Linked DNA regions of Homo sapiens: regions 2 and 3 are each linked to region 1. The links are chromatin loops, found by intact Hi-C in ENCODE. Cell type or tissue: dorsolateral prefrontal cortex. All regions are shown on one strand.

Region 1 (5,000 bases):
ACTTAGTGTAGTGTTTTGTATGGAGCAGAAGAAAAATATTTGATGCATAAACAAAATGAATCCATTCCCTATATTATTAAAAATAAAAGACTCCTAAAGTCCTCAAATGGGGTGGTATGCTTGTTTCAGTGGCATCATGGTACCAGAGAAATTGAGGAGGCTTTTGCTTACCAGCAGGCCTGAGGATATAGCCCCCAGGAAGCACTGGTGCTGACTGAGGAAGAGGAGCAATGGCTTCAGTTCTTGGGGACCGAGGAAGAAGCCCAAAGCTCTCAGTGACTGGCTCTCACACACCTGGAAGCTCTGCACATTATACATTGACCCTGTGAACTGCTCCCACGTGCCAGGTGGGACTTTTGTATGATCAGCTGGATAATGATGACATAGAGCCATGTGCAATGGGTGGGCCAAATGGACCTGCCCAGTTCCTGGTGCTGGGGCTGTGGCCATGTCTCCCTTTCTCCTCTATGCCACGAGGGGCCTTTGGACTGCCAGGCACTGGAACTCTTTTGCTACTTTCTAGAAGGGAGAATATTCCAGACCCCACCTCTCCTCCCAATCCACAGCCTCCCTCAGTGCTATCGCACCTTTTCTGTGCATGGTTACTGTGGGAGAAGGGAGGTAAGCCAAGCTGACTTGAGACTATTCAGCTCCTGGTGCTGCAGCAAGAGGGAAGTGATAGGCCATTGCTCCCCCTCCTGTTTGCAGGTATCAGCACCTTTCTGAGGAGGCTGAAGATATGGGGCTGGTGGTCATCTGCCCCTATCTCTCAGAGGTTTGGAGGAGAGAGGTTTGGCTGAACAAGGCATGATTGGCAGGCCTGTGCCGACCTCCTCCGGCCCTGCAAACAGCGGTACTTCTCAAGTGCCGGTAAAGTCACTTACCTGTCTACTGGGTTTCTTGGACCACGCAGGGTCATACCCATAGAAATCACAATTAGCAGATGTATGTGTGTGTTTGTGTGCAGGCACACATATATGTATATATTTATTACATGTGTTTATATGTATGTGTGTGTATATTCCCCCAGTCCAAGAACTAAACTCCCTTTATGGCACACCAAAACACGGCTTTTCAGTAATTTTTATGTAGCAAATTAGAGAGTTGTCTGAAGTCAGGGGGTACTGTAATTTGGAAGCTGGTCCTTCATCTAAACACGGCCCTGGGGGTTAATCAGCAGGTGCAGATAACTCGGCACCTTCCAGGATTTGGCGATCAATGGTAAAAATGGACAAACACAGACATGTACTTCAACTTACCCCACCAGGAACACCGCATAGCCTCCTGGCCTCAGAGGCTAGCACCTGGAAACCACTTCTTGTTGTCTTCCCACAACTGAAAGTAAGAGTGACACTATGGAATCTGTAGCAGAACCAAGCAACACAGTCCAGTTTGGACCACTGATGGGGTCTGTACAAAATGAGATCCGATTTTCCTTGTCAAGGAGTAGTTACTCTGGGACAGCCTTGGCTGTTCTGCCCACTTCATCCATTGTGAGCTATTCCCAGATTTCCTTCCTCAGAGGCGGCTGCAAATTTGGAGTGCACAGATATACACTCACATCTTAGATTACTTTTGCCAATGCACATTACCTTATGTTTATTTGAGTTAAGTTTCATCTGCCTTCAGGCTGCTCAATCCCCCCAAGTGTTTGAATGCATCTGGAGTTTCCTGCAAATCTCCTTAGTTTTTATTAGCCAAAACAATTTGGAGCTAGTTGAAATCTCTGGGAAGACATTACAGGACGATTATGTGACAATTGCTCGTGTAATCTGTGACCAGGTAGCCCAGGGAGGGACTGTGGGTTGTAAGCAGGATAGCACTTCTTTCAGCGTGTGCCTGATCTCACAGCCCTGGAGAGGTGCCAGGGAGCCCCACATGGTGTTTGTTTCTGCAAGTGGAAATGCAGATGTCTCTGCCTCAACCAGGGCTTGGAAGCCACCTTTTGGGGAAGTGACAGGGAGGCGTGTTACATAAGATCCATTCTGTCTGAGTGAATTGGTTATGGGAGAGAGAAGAGGAAGCAGAACAAGAGCTGGTGGGAAGCAAGTGAGTGAGAAGGAAGCTTGTGCAGCAGCCTGTTCAGATGTGTGGAAATACAAGTTTAATCAAGGGGAGGAGAGAGAATAGGAGTGTGGCACTATGGACTAGCCTAGGGAGGTAGAGTGGTCAATTTTGGCATATCCTGGAAGCTGGAAGTGAGGGGCTTGGACAGGGATGGAAAGAGCTGCCCTCAAGACCCAGAAAAAGACAGCAAGGAGCAGCCCAATCTGACAGAAGGAGAGAAAGCAAAAGGAGCTGTTTGCAAGAACCAGATCTCTTGGAGCCTGGCTAGTGCCAAGCTCTTGTGTGTGGGCAGAGTCTGAGCGGATCCGAGTGTTTCAATGAGCTAAACTAGTCAGCTTCAAGCTGTTCCATAGACAGTAGGTGTGAATCCAAAATCATTTCAGACATTCAGCTTTATAATGTTTCTTTTAAGAAAAAAAAAAAAAAACATGGAAGAAGCACCAGACCCAAATGATCACTTTTTCTCTTGGCCAGTTACCTGTACAAGTATCAGGCCAGTTGTAAAACACAAGTCTGGGTAGGTTAGAAAGGCAAGTTGCAGATGCCTCTTCCCTTACAGCAGCATTCATGGGAGAGCTTCTTTCTTTCTCTCTGCCTCAAGGATACTCACCATTCTTCTATTCCATTTTTAGAAACAGGCTGGCAACACACATTCTCCAGTCTCCACACAACTCTCCTCTCCTCGCTGGTCCGTTTGTCTCTAAGGCTGGTTGGTTGTTTGCATCTGCCTGAGTAGTTCGTTCATGGGAGTCAGACTCGGATGAAGGTTTAACAGTCATTGAAGGATCGTGACCACTTCCACTGCCTTGCTAACAAACCACGACCCCACTCTCCAATCTGCTGCACTTCGGTCTTGCTTCAAATTCCTGTGGCTGCAAGGAAGACCTATTGTTAAAAATGAGGAGCTAAGACTATGAGTGTTTGGGGGAATCAAATGCAGAGCTGCAGCCTGGGGTAACCTTGGCGAGCACTGTGGCCACCCAGATGGGGAAGCAGTGGACCAGAAGAGGGCCTCAGGCCCCAAGCTTGCCTGATTCATGGAGTTCTTCTTTCTCCCCCACTAAGTGGTTGCGTTAGTTTGATAAGGCTGTTGTAACAAAATACCACAGATTGGGTGGTTTAAATAACAGGAATTTCTTTTCTCACAGTTCTGAAGACTAGAGCCTGAGATCAAAGCGTTGGCAGGGTTGGTTTCTTCTGGGGGCTGTGAGGGAAACATCTGTTCCAGGGCTCTCTCCTTGGCTTCTGGGTGACCGTCTTCTCTCTGCCTCTTCTCATGGTCACTCCTCTGTACCTGTCTATGTCCAAACTCCCTCTTCTTAAAGGAACACCAGATGTATTGGATGACGGCCCAGCCCAATGAACTCATTTAATATTAATTACCTCTTTAAAGACCCTATCTCCAAATACAGTCACTTTCAGGTGTACGGAGGGTTGAGACTTCACATATGAATTTTGGGAGTGGACACAATTCAGCCTCTAACAGTGGTCAAGGAAGGTTTTCTTTCTTAAGTCTAGCTATAAAGAATACCCATTTGGAGAAACAAAACAGCCTAAGATAGTTCAAAAGGACACGATCTGACTCCTCATCCTCTCATAGTTCATTGTTGGCTGAGCCAGAGTCCAATTTCCTTTGCTTCAGTGAGTGGCTGCACAGTGTGAGGAGAAGTAGGGGCCTGCTAATGCCCTAAGGCTTTGCCAGATTCCTGATCAAGCCACCAGGGATGTCCCAGGAGTGTTGGCAATGGAACTGCCCAGGGGCTTGGCATTGTGGGCATCAACCTGATTAAACCTGGCCTAAGTGCTGCACCCAAATCATGTCAGAGGTGGATCAGGTTTTTATTCATTCAGGTAAAATAACAGGCAGTGTGCAATAGGGGATTATTTCAGGGAATGGGGTCACTTTCAAATGTTGCACAGATGGAGCTGGGTAGTGCATTCCACATAAGGGAGGGGATGTGGATGAATAACCTGGACTCAGCCACTTGGCCTAGATTGGGGAAGGAAATGATGCTTGAGCCCCTCTGGCTTAGTCACCTGGTACCATGAGGTAGCCTCGGGGAATGATAGTGAATGTCACCTAGAAGAGGGAATGCTCAGAACTGTGCCCCTGGAGCCCAGGCCATTTTGCTGGCTCTTGCTCAGGCAGGTTGCTCATGCTCATTCAGGTTGAAGGAAGCAGCATCTGTGTGGATCACCTGTGCTCCAACAAGGCCCTCAGCAGCACTTCACTTGGCCACAGGGCCCGGAGGCTGACCATAACCTATGGTGGCAGAGTCTAGCCTGGAGGGTGTCTGAGCTCCTGGAGGGTGACAGTAGGTAAGTGGCAAGGGGAACTGATTTATGAGTTAGTGAAGGTGATTCTTTGGGATCCCTGGGAGGGAAAATCCAGGTAAAGACAGATCTTATACACTACCTGGTGATGTAGGGGCTTTGGCCAACTCAATTTTGGTTTAAAAAGGAAGTGTGGCCTCATTTTGAAATGGCAGGCTGGGGACATCGGGACAATACAGATTATATAGATAAAGAGGATGAGAACTTAACAGTTAGAGGGTACAACATGTGTAAAAGCACAGAAGAGTGAAAATGTTAGCCATATTAAGTTCAAACCTAATTTTAACTACAAATTATATAACATTTTATATCACTTAACAGTTTACCAAAGTTTTTTACGTAGTTTCCTTTATTATGTCTTCACAATGAACCTGTGAGATATTTTATTAACATTTGATGGTAGAAGACGCTGAGGCTCAGAGATGTTAAGTAACTTGCCAAACTCAAAGAGATAATAAGTGATAGGCTTAGGATTCTAACCAGGGTGTCTAACTTCAGACCTCACATTCTTTTTGTTTGTTTGTTTGAGATGGAGTCTTGCTCTGTCACCCAGGTTGGAGTGCAGTGGCATCATCTCGGCTCACTCTAACCTCGACCTC
Region 2 (5,000 bases), 95 kb after region 1:
AACAGGGCTCAGGACTTCAATAACAGATTTGTGGGGCGGCAGGGGTGAGACTCAGCCAGTAGCATTACTGCTACAGCCAAACTGCCACTTCCTGGCTGAGTGGCTTCAGACAAGGTATTCACCTCTCTGTGCCTCCATCTCCTCACCTGGAGATAATAAAGCTACCACCTCACTGAGAGGTGTGAGAGTTAAAAGCCCTAATCCCCATGAAGCACTTGGGACAGTGGCATGTGGCAATGCTCAAGAAGTGTCAGCTATTATGATGATTACTTAGCCCTAAGGGAGTTTTTTTGGGCATTGGAGTGTAAGAATTGGTCTCTGCCCTCAAGATGCTTAAAGTCGTCTTACATAGAATATAAATCTAATAAATAAAAACAACAAGAGACATTTTCCGTGACGGATGCTTTTTGGGCCACCACTTTGGAAGGGAAAGCCAAGAGGTGGAAGGAATGATGATGGCAACCAAACTTAAGTCTCAGCTGTGCGTCTCCACCTCCCAGCACAACCGGGTGCTAGCAGCATCAGGCTCTGTGGTCTCCAGGGGGGCGCTGCCTGCAAGAGGGCTCAGTCCGCAGCATTCTCAGTCCTTGTAGTCACCACCCTCCACTTTCTTGAGCCATAGCTGCCAAGGGATGTTTACCTGTCTCCCCAAAAAGTGGTCAGAACCACTTTGCAGGGCTATCCTCCCCACCCTAGAACTCCTTTGGAGATGCCTACATGGAACTCTTTGATCACCACCTGCTGTTGCTGCTGCTGCTGCTGCTGCCTGGGGCCCCTCAGTGACCCTCCTTGTCCCTGCCATATCAGCAGGACATGTCTCTCTCTATCAGGACTAATGGGACCATTTCTCTCTACACTGGGGCTGGCCAGGAGCTGGATCATCTCTCCCCCTCCTGATCATGTGTTGTGCCTGCAGAAGTAGCTCATGGCTCCTGTGCTTGCTAAGTTCTATGGATATAGAAAGAGAAGAACTCTTGAGGAGAAGGGATGTTGGGAGGAAGTGGGATGGTGTCATAGCCTTATTCAAACATCACCTTCTCACTAAGGTCATCCTGCCACCCTATCTCAAATAGATGATACCATCCTTGCACTGCCTATGCCTTTGGGATGCCATAGATTTTACTTTTATGCCTATTTTCTCAATTAGAGTGTAAGGTCCACGAGGGCAGGGATTTTTATCAGCTTTGTTCATTGCTCTATATCCAGCTCCTAGATAAGTGCCCAGCACATAATAGCACAAACATTGAGGGAATGAATGAATGAACTCTGGCCCTGTGAGCTCTTGACATCCAGGAAGAGACTGAGGGTCAGGGACCCTCCTGCCCATGTGCAGGCTCTTGTTGATTACATCAGCCAGTCAGACATGAGTGGACCACCCAGAGCCTTTTCAATCTAGTTCCATCAGTCATGAAGTTAGTGGGGCTCCCCTGAGGGATCGGCAATAGGTGGTCCATCCCAGCCGTGAAAGCAGTAGTTGCAATAGCGAATCTTTATGCTACTTATATTAGACTGTTTAGAATTACTATCAACTGATCTCAAAAAATAGTAGGTACTATTATTATTCCAAAACTGAAGCATGAAATGGTTATGTAAACACCCCCAAAACTGCATAACTAGTAAGTAGCAGGTCTAGAAATTGAACTCAAACTTGTCTGACTCCCAAGTTCTTGCTTTTACTGTGAGTTCTCATCTCTTTTTGGTTTTGTGGGTATTTTAAGCTGTGTCAGGGCCTGCTTACCAGATGGCTTTTTAATCTCTCTCTTGTTGCTACATTATTAATCTCTAAATTGTTTAGTGGAGAGGACTGGTACAGAAAGGAGGCGTCTACACGGGAGAGGTTTCCTGGAATTGCTGCTGACATTTCACGTGGGCCTCGGTGGGTGGCTTAGGTTTGGGTAGAGGGAGAAGAGGCAGGCACGCTGGAGCCGGGGAACAACACTGAAACCCGTCTATATGGCAGCTGCCCTTCTGGGGATGGAGCAGACATACCCGTGTTACCAGCAACACAAAACTGTGAACTGGATTTAGTCAAATATTTAGCTGGTGGTTGCTTCCTGCTTCTGTCTGCTCAGAAAGGGATTAAAAACTCCTTGTAATCTTCCATTTTCTAAGAATCCATAATGCACTGAATTTTGGATACTCTTTTTGGAAAAAGGTTGATGCTTCAGGCAGAATTCTGCAAGCAGCAATGTCCCACAGCCTGGAAGCTTTCCCTGGGCGTGTTCACTCCTTAGAATGCGTCACACTAAGCCCGGGGACAGACAGCTGCCACATGTCCTTTGAATAGGTTGTGTGTAGGAGGCTGTAGAGGTTGATGTGGCTCCTCTGGAAGCTGAGAGCCAGGAACCTCTCTGGTCCTTGCATCCTTGCAGGGTGGAGCAGACAGTGCTGTCAGATGAATAAAGTAGAGGGAGGCTGGAAATCTGAAAAGCTCATCTATTCTGCCAACCATAAAGCATTTTGAACTTGCTCCACCCTTCCTATTTTCCATCTGCCTCATTATTCAGCACAGTAATATTTGGGCACTTTGAAAAGAGTGATATTTTCACATAAAGCTATTCCAAGGAGAAGGAAAAATATCCTCATTTGGCATAAACCACTCATGCAAATTAGCCTAAATAAAAATAAGACTAAAGACAACTTAGAATATTATTGTACTTTTCCAGGCTCCTGCCAGTCACTGCTGTCAGCTGTAGCATCTCTCCACCCTGGATGACAGTGTTGAGAAGTAGGGCTTACCATTTAGGAGAAGTTGTTGCTAAAGAACCCACTCAAAAAGAATGGGTATCAAACATCCTGCACTCAGGTTGTGTTGGAACCACGCCCTTGAAGGCAACACAATGTACCAATGATTGGACTTCCTAGAAGTACATTCCCTCTGCGTTTCCATGTTTGGCTTATCACAGACCAGTTCATCAAGGACTTGACATTCACTCTGTTTGTTTCTGGGAGACCATTTAAGTACTCTGTGTGTGTGTGTGTGTATGTGTGTGTGTGTGTGTGTGTATTAAGGGCCAGTGCTATGCAAACTGCAAACTGTATGAAAATGTTTTTTTTCTTATGGATGAGAAGAGACTATAATATCTCAAGGCCTCTGGCACAGGAATTCTTTAGAGCAGGATAAACAAATCATTATTCTCATGCCACTGATGGCAGTGAAGCAGTTTCTCTACTTTCTTTCCATTTGCACTTCTTTCTTTTCTCTCCTTCTCTTTTCTTTACTTTTCTCCTATTCTTAGTCTCCTTCTGCCTTCTCTTCCTTCTTTTGTGGGTGTGCCTTATGTTTGCTCTGGGTTCCAGGGTCATTCAGACTTGAAGCGATATGTGGGTCCAGAATTGAGGACATGTTCTATGGCCACCTAAGACAAAGGATGTTAGTTTTTATTATTAATTTCCTCAACCCGTGGTTAAAATGGCATCATTGGATACAGTCTCAAAGTCCCTCCCTCAGCCCAGTTGTATTTGTGAACTGTTCTGAAAGGAGAATCTCAGTCTGCTATATTTATTCCAAGGTTCTATTTCAATCAGATGTTAAGACAACTGGGACAACACCCTTACTGGACTAGTCACAAAGGAGACAAACATGCCAGAACAGCCATCCCACATCTCTAATTTCAAAGGTCATGAGAATGGTGGTTGTATACACCCTACTGCAGCTTTGATTTGTTGGGGTGGAATTTGCAATGCTATATGAAATCAACAATGCTGACTTTTGAATTTCCTTTTTTTAAAATCCTCTCTCTTTTTAAAATCTCTCGCTCTCTCTCTCTGTGTTTTCTATTGAGACCATGATGTTGCAATCTGTTTTTCATCTGAGAAATGTTTCACTGAGGAAACATGCCAAGAGATAAATGGGGAAGTGCTGAGGTGTCGTCCATCTATAAAGGTGGTTTTTCAGTTGAGTCAGGGAGGAGACTAAGATTTCTGAAGTGTTCTATGAACCCCATTCCTCCGGATGTTTGGTTTATAAGTGAAGCTTCCAAATCTCTGATTTCTTTACCTGAATGCCTTCAGGCCTCCTTCATTAATCATGTTCTTCCCATTCTTCCAAAACAGCCTCCTTTTCTTATCTTTCCCCTTACCTCAAACTCTCAATATTTCCAGGAGATCAGATTCCAAATCTCAGCCACGTGGTTGATTTGTATAGAAGTCCCCACTATTTTGCATGCTCTTTGATACAGTAATTCCACCTAGAGCTATTTGTTTATGTTGGCAAGTGCAAATATTAGGCATAGAGGTGACCATTAGAGCATCTGTAATGAGATGAAAATCAGAACAATGAGATCGTTGTTGAATAAACTATGAACATTGACAAAATGGAATTGGATGCAGTCACTTCAAATGATGTAAAAGATTGACATGGAAAATATCTTCAATGTATTATTTAGAAGAGATAAAAAGACAGTTATAAATAGTATTGTCCTATTTTATTAAAAACACGTACATATGGTTGTTTGAGAAAAGACTATTTGTATATATCAAAATGGAAACAACGGTTGTCTCTGAATAATAGGATTAGATGAAATTTTTATCTTATTAATTTTTTGCTGATCTATTTTTTGATTTTTAACTTTTTTGTTTATGCATATCTTCATATATATAGTATAATTTAGATTTTATTTTCTCCTCTTATTAAAGTATAGTTTGTCACTTCTTCAAGAAGTCAGAACTAAACTAGGGAGGGAATTAAAGAACTTGTAGAGAGTTCAAAATGAAGCCACAAATGGTGGTTTGTAGAGGGTTCAAAGGTTAGCCACAAAAATGGCTTGGGTATGATGGGAAGTAGAAATGGGATTGGGAAGAAGGGAAGAGAAGGATAAAAGACACAGACTAAAAAGGCCACATCATTAGTTCTACCAGAGGTTTTAGGGGAGATTTGATGAATCTGTGTGTCTACAAAGGCTCTTTCCCGCAGCAGGGGGATCAGTCTTTCTACAGCAACCAAAAAATAGAAGTGACTTCAAAGTCTAGTATAGGGAATAGGAGGAGAAATTTTCTTT
Region 3 (5,000 bases), 150 kb after region 1:
GAGACGCATGGTTGGGCTGGGTGCCAGAGTTGATTTCCCCTCCTCTCTCCACACTAGGAACTGGTAATTGAGCACACATGTCTTTGTGTGAAGGGCTCCCAAATTGAAGTGATAGTGACACCCTCAAACCCTGAAGAAGAGCATAGGGGAGTAACTACTGCACCCTTATCTCTGCCCCCAGCTGGGAGGCTGATGGATACTATTAAACGGAGCCTCTGTAAGTGGCATTTGTGGTGGCAGGGGCGGGGCTGGGGGTTGGAGAGAGAAAGAAAGAGAAAGAGAAACAGAGAGAAGCAGACTGGGAAGTGCTTGCTGCTTTCCTTCTCAAAATAGTCCAGGTGGGAGGGGTGATAACTGAGAAATGCAAATGCATGATTTGGAGGATTTCATGGCTGTTGCCCAAGATAGTGCAGGGTGGGTGCCACCTGAAGACCAGGGCCTAAAACGCTCTTGGTTGCTACCTTAGATGCAAGAATTCAGACCTATGTCTCTAAATTAGAATAATTGCATTAATGCAGTCTCCTCCCTCAGGCTCCTCTTTAGGTTTCTAACACAGCACTGGAAGAGAATTCAGGAATAAAAGATGTGAGCTCAAGTCTTTATCAGCTATATGACCTTAGGAACTCCTCTTAACAACCTCTTTAGTCTAGATTGCTCATCAGCAACTTCACAGGGCCATTACTAAAAAACAAGCACCAGTGAAGCTGAAAGCATTTTGCACACTGTAGAATGTCACATGAATAGTGTTTATTTGTTACAACCAAGGTCTAGCCTTGGGAGGTCTAAAACACCACAGCCCAGTTTAACTGGATAGCAAGATCTTGCCCAAGCCCTCTGGCTTCCTTGTAACTAACTCTTGGGGTCCAGTGCAAAGTCCAGGAGGCCTTGGATGTCCTCTGTAGCATTCACGGGGCTCTGCTAGGGAAAAGCCAATGAACTTACTCCCAAGAGGCCAACAGGTAGCTAACAGGGGGACCTTGAAAGTGCTGCCCCCTATGCGGGTGCTCTGCTAACAAGGCCCTCTCAGGCATGAGGCCCGGGAGGGAAGTGGTGGTGTTCCTGCAGCCAGGCAAGGCAGAGCGGAACATGCAACATCATTCAAGGAGGCCCTGAGTTCTTCTCTGCCAAGGAGAGGGCCTGGCCCTGCACTTGTTTTAGGAAATGGGGCTGTTCAGTTTTATACCTACCACTTTCCTCACTCTAGGACCAACTAGAGAGACAGGACATCATCAGGCACCATCTTGACATCTCTGCTGGCCTCGGCAGGTAGGTTAGGGCACAGACCAGCATTCCTCATCACCAGTCATGGCAACCGGCTTCACATGCACTCTCCTCTGTGTGAAAGTGCCTGTGTGCTTCTCTGAGAGCTTAACTCCCAGCAGTGGGGATCCTGACGCCCTGTGCTCCCGCCCTCAGCCTTCTTCAGTGGCCCCGGGTTCCTGAGATGCAAAATGCCCATGCACAGCCAACCCTGTGCCCTTGGTCCTTTCCTTCTGGGCACACTCACTGTGCTCCCTACACCTCCTTGTTGGCCATACCCCACCCAGCTGCTCCTTTGTGTTTTTCCTTCCTCTCCTACTAAAACCTAGTATATGGAAAGAAGATGATGTCATTGATTATACTGAGACATAGATCTTATGTTCCTTTTCAGATTTCCTTGGCTGCAGCCTCCTACTCCTCTTCCTCCTCCGTCTCTTTCTCTTTTTGTTAGTGTCCCCACCTGTTCTGCTTTCCCTCTCCACTTTTTTTTTTTTCAGAAAAAGATAGTGCTATGGTTTGCATGTCCCCTCTAAAAATCATGTTGAAATTTAATTGCCATTATAACAGAATTAAGAGATAGGACTTTCAAGAGGTGATTAGGCCACCATGAGGGCTCTGCCCTCCTGAATGGCTTAGAGGGATGCCTTTATCGTGGGGGTGGATTAGTCATTGTGGGCGTGGGCTCCTGGTTACATGGTAACTTCAGCCCCTATTTTCTCTCTGTCTCGCGCGCTTGCTCACCATGTGATGCCTTCCACCCTCATCAGATGCCGACGCTGTGCTCTTGGTCTCCTCAGCCTCCAGAGCCGTGAGCCAAATAAACTTCTATTCTTTATAAGTTACCCCATCTGTGGTATTCTGTTATAGCAGCAGAAAATGGACTCAGACAGATGGTAAGGCAGACTTTATTCAGGATGATCATGGTAGGTACAAGGACTACTTCGATGAGGTTTTGCAGTCGGAGAGAGAGATTGGGCTTCCTGCCCCGCCACTTTCGGAGCTGAATAAAACACCACCATGTAAGGTGTGGGATCTGGCTGCCTGAGACGAGGGACTGAATTACATAATCTGGAAGTATGGGGGAGTAGCTCCCTTTGGGAGGAAACTTGACAAATGAGAGAGGAGAGACAGGAGGGAGCCTGACAGATTCCTCTCCTTTCTCCCTCCTGTGCACTATTCTGGGAGATGAGGTGTGCTTCTCCTTGCAGTTATTCTGAAGAAGTCCCTCGTACCAAGTAAAGATATCTGCTAAGCCCCTAGCTGTCCTCCTGGCTAGTATGGCCCAGAGTGAAAGCGCCTCCTGTGGAATCACTTCTCACCTTGACCTTCCTCACTTCCCTTTGACCTTTACCACCTGTCTCCTTGCCCAGTCCCTGCTTTTCTAGAGGACAATGGCCAAGACACCTGTTTAATTTTATTGAGAGATCAAGCCCCACCCACTCTCTTACTTCTCCTCCAAGGTATTTAACACATCTCTAATTGTGGCCTTTATATTTGTTAATCATTAAAGGAAGCGAAGGAGGAAGAGGAGGCATGGGTTAGGGGAGGAGGAGAGACAGGAGTTTCCTCTCTTGCTCCTAAAAGCTCACTCCATTGGCCTTCATTTACCCTGAAGGGAAAATCTGCCATGCTTCTATCTACAGAGTTCCAAGCATTTTAGAAGCAGACAGGTTAGAATGCAGAAAAATGTCAGTGAGGTGGGATTTCCGGAGAATAGTTTGGCAAGCATTTTCCAGGCTGAGCATAGCTTGAAAAAGGCCCTTTTCTGTCTATCGACTAAAAACTTGCCCAGAAAGGAAAAATCATAGCAGGCATAGCTCAGGTACTTCGAAGGACTTCTGTTCTCTCTCTCTTTTAAGACAACATAATCAATGAAAGGATTTGGAAAAAATGAACTATAGAGAGCATAAGGAGTCTTGAAGTGGGTTTTCATCTGCATCGCTTCTCTTGCAGAGGTTTACTTTTATTTGCCTTTCGAAAGCTGGGGCTGTTTCAATAGCAGCTTTCATCCCATCAGCCAGGCTGATGAGCACGGAGGTGGGCTGTCCTTTCGCCTCTCCTACTGAAGGAGCTGGAGTTCCACATGTGGTATATGCGTTTGCAACAGGCTGCTGGGAATCAGTGATCAGCTTTCTGGTGGTATCTGGTAAATAAGAATGTCTCCAATGTGCAAATTGCAGAAATTGGCTTCTCCCACTCCTCTTTTGCCAGGAAATGAGGAACGCACAGAGGAGGAACACTGAAGACCTGGGGAACATTCATTTTCATGTTACTGTATTACGGTGTTGTGTTTGGTGGGTTCAGGGGAGACAGCAGAGGGGGCCGGACTAGAAGGAATGGGCTGGAGGTTGACTTGGCCGAGTCCCATGGGTCAGAGAAGGCAATTTCAGCCACTAAAGAGCGAAAATGTCACAGGATCTCTATCCACTTCCACATTTATGCAGACTGAAACCCCACATGCCCCAAACTGAATTCATCTTCTTCCCTCCAAAGCCTGTTCTTTTCTGCTGGCCCTTCTGTCTCCCAATTGCTCCAATGAGTGTAAGGAACTAAAGTCATCTTGACTCTCCCTCTTCCTTATCTCATTAATACATCTTACGAGTTTTATAAGATTATAGTATCTCTGGAATCATCTATCCTCCCACCTCCACTTCTCCATCTTAGTCCAAGCACTTGTCCCTTCTGGCCTGGATGACTGCAATGGCCGCATTCTTGTTGTCTCCCAATCCATTCCTCAGCCTGCAGGAAAGTTCACATTTTTTTAAGGCTAAAGATCATATTGTTATCCCTCTTGCTCTAAAGCTCTTGCATGTTTTCCACTGCCCTTTAAGTTTGGGCTCAAGTCTCAAAGTCCTTAACCATGATTTCCTAGGACTTCCTCAGTGCAGTCCTGCCCTTACCCACCCATCCCTGCTCTCCTCCACTGCCTCCCTGCTCCTGGGTGCCTTCAGGCCTTTCACGTGCTCACACTCATCTCAGAGCCTCTGACTATGTGGTTCCCTCTGCCTGATATCAGGGTTCAGAACATGATACCCCAGAGTATGGCTCCTTGGTATGCTGGGTACTTTGAACTGACAGAGATTACAAGGGCCTCGGAAACAAGGTCACTCTGACCTTCTCCTATCCTGCTTTCTCCCTCAAACAAGGCACAGAAACTAGAATTCTTCATCTCAAAGCAAGTCATAAACCTAGGAAGGTCTTTGACCTTCTCCCTTCCCTGCTGAAAGCCCTCCTGTGACAGGTGTCCTGCCCCATACCTTGCGGGGAGGCATGTCTTACAGAGACACAGAAAAGACTCTGGACAAACAGGCCCTGCAGACCTCCACTGCCCCTCAGTTCATTCCCATTAGATCAGACCCTTTTTTGTCCAATCGTATTTCTTCATAACCATGCACTTTTTTCTTCAGACCTTACATAAAAATGTAACTTTCTTTCGGTTTTTGGGTCTTCATTTCTGAAGACTTCATGTCACATAAAACTTTGTTAAGTAAGTTTGTTGTGCTTTCCTTGTGTTACACTCTTTCATTATCAGAATTGTCAGTCATGATTGTATGACTGATGGATGAAGAAAAGGTATGACTTTTTCCCCCCTACCCTGGAACGGCCCTTCTTTGCTCTGTTCTCTTCCATAGCACCAAGCCTGGTGTCATTTATTTACCTATGTTTTTGTGTTTCTCACTTGACTCAGCTCCATGGGGGAAGGCACTATGTCTGTTTTGGTTCCCACTCCATCCCTAGCA

Evidence for each region. A loop is a pair of places that touch in the nucleus more often than their neighbours do. Peaks named below come from ENCODE experiments on the same cell type or tissue, not always from the same donor. Only the 100,000 strongest peaks of a DNase experiment are listed, where the experiment ranks them.
Region 2: it touches region 1 in a loop (11-fold over the local background); 1 of 110 quality-filtered maps calls a loop at or near these places.
Region 3: it touches region 1 in a loop (2.7-fold over the local background); 1 of 110 quality-filtered maps calls a loop at or near these places.

The regions. Positions count from the first base shown.
Region 1 is chr4:151,863,583-151,868,582 of GRCh38, forward strand. The region is part of intron 2 of LOC127898557 (a long non-coding RNA gene); the gene reads left to right. Among named protein-coding and RNA genes, the nearest start is that of LINC03074, 90 kb to the right of the region's middle. In dorsolateral prefrontal cortex, no CTCF peak of the experiment used is centred here; DNase peaks (open chromatin) are centred at 1,879 and 2,329; H3K27ac peaks cover 5,000 bases.
Region 2 is chr4:151,958,789-151,963,788 of GRCh38, forward strand. The region is part of intron 1 of LINC03074 (long intergenic non-protein coding RNA 3074); the gene reads left to right. Among named protein-coding and RNA genes, the nearest start is that of LINC03074, 5.3 kb to the left of the region's middle. In dorsolateral prefrontal cortex, no CTCF peak of the experiment used is centred here; a DNase peak (open chromatin) is centred at 2,253; H3K27ac peaks cover 4,144 bases.
Region 3 is chr4:152,014,195-152,019,194 of GRCh38, forward strand. No RefSeq gene overlaps it. Among named protein-coding and RNA genes, the nearest start is that of LINC03074, 61 kb to the left of the region's middle. RefSeq lists an enhancer at 199-358. In dorsolateral prefrontal cortex, no CTCF peak of the experiment used is centred here; DNase peaks (open chromatin) are centred at 1,989 and 2,267; H3K27ac peaks cover 4,640 bases.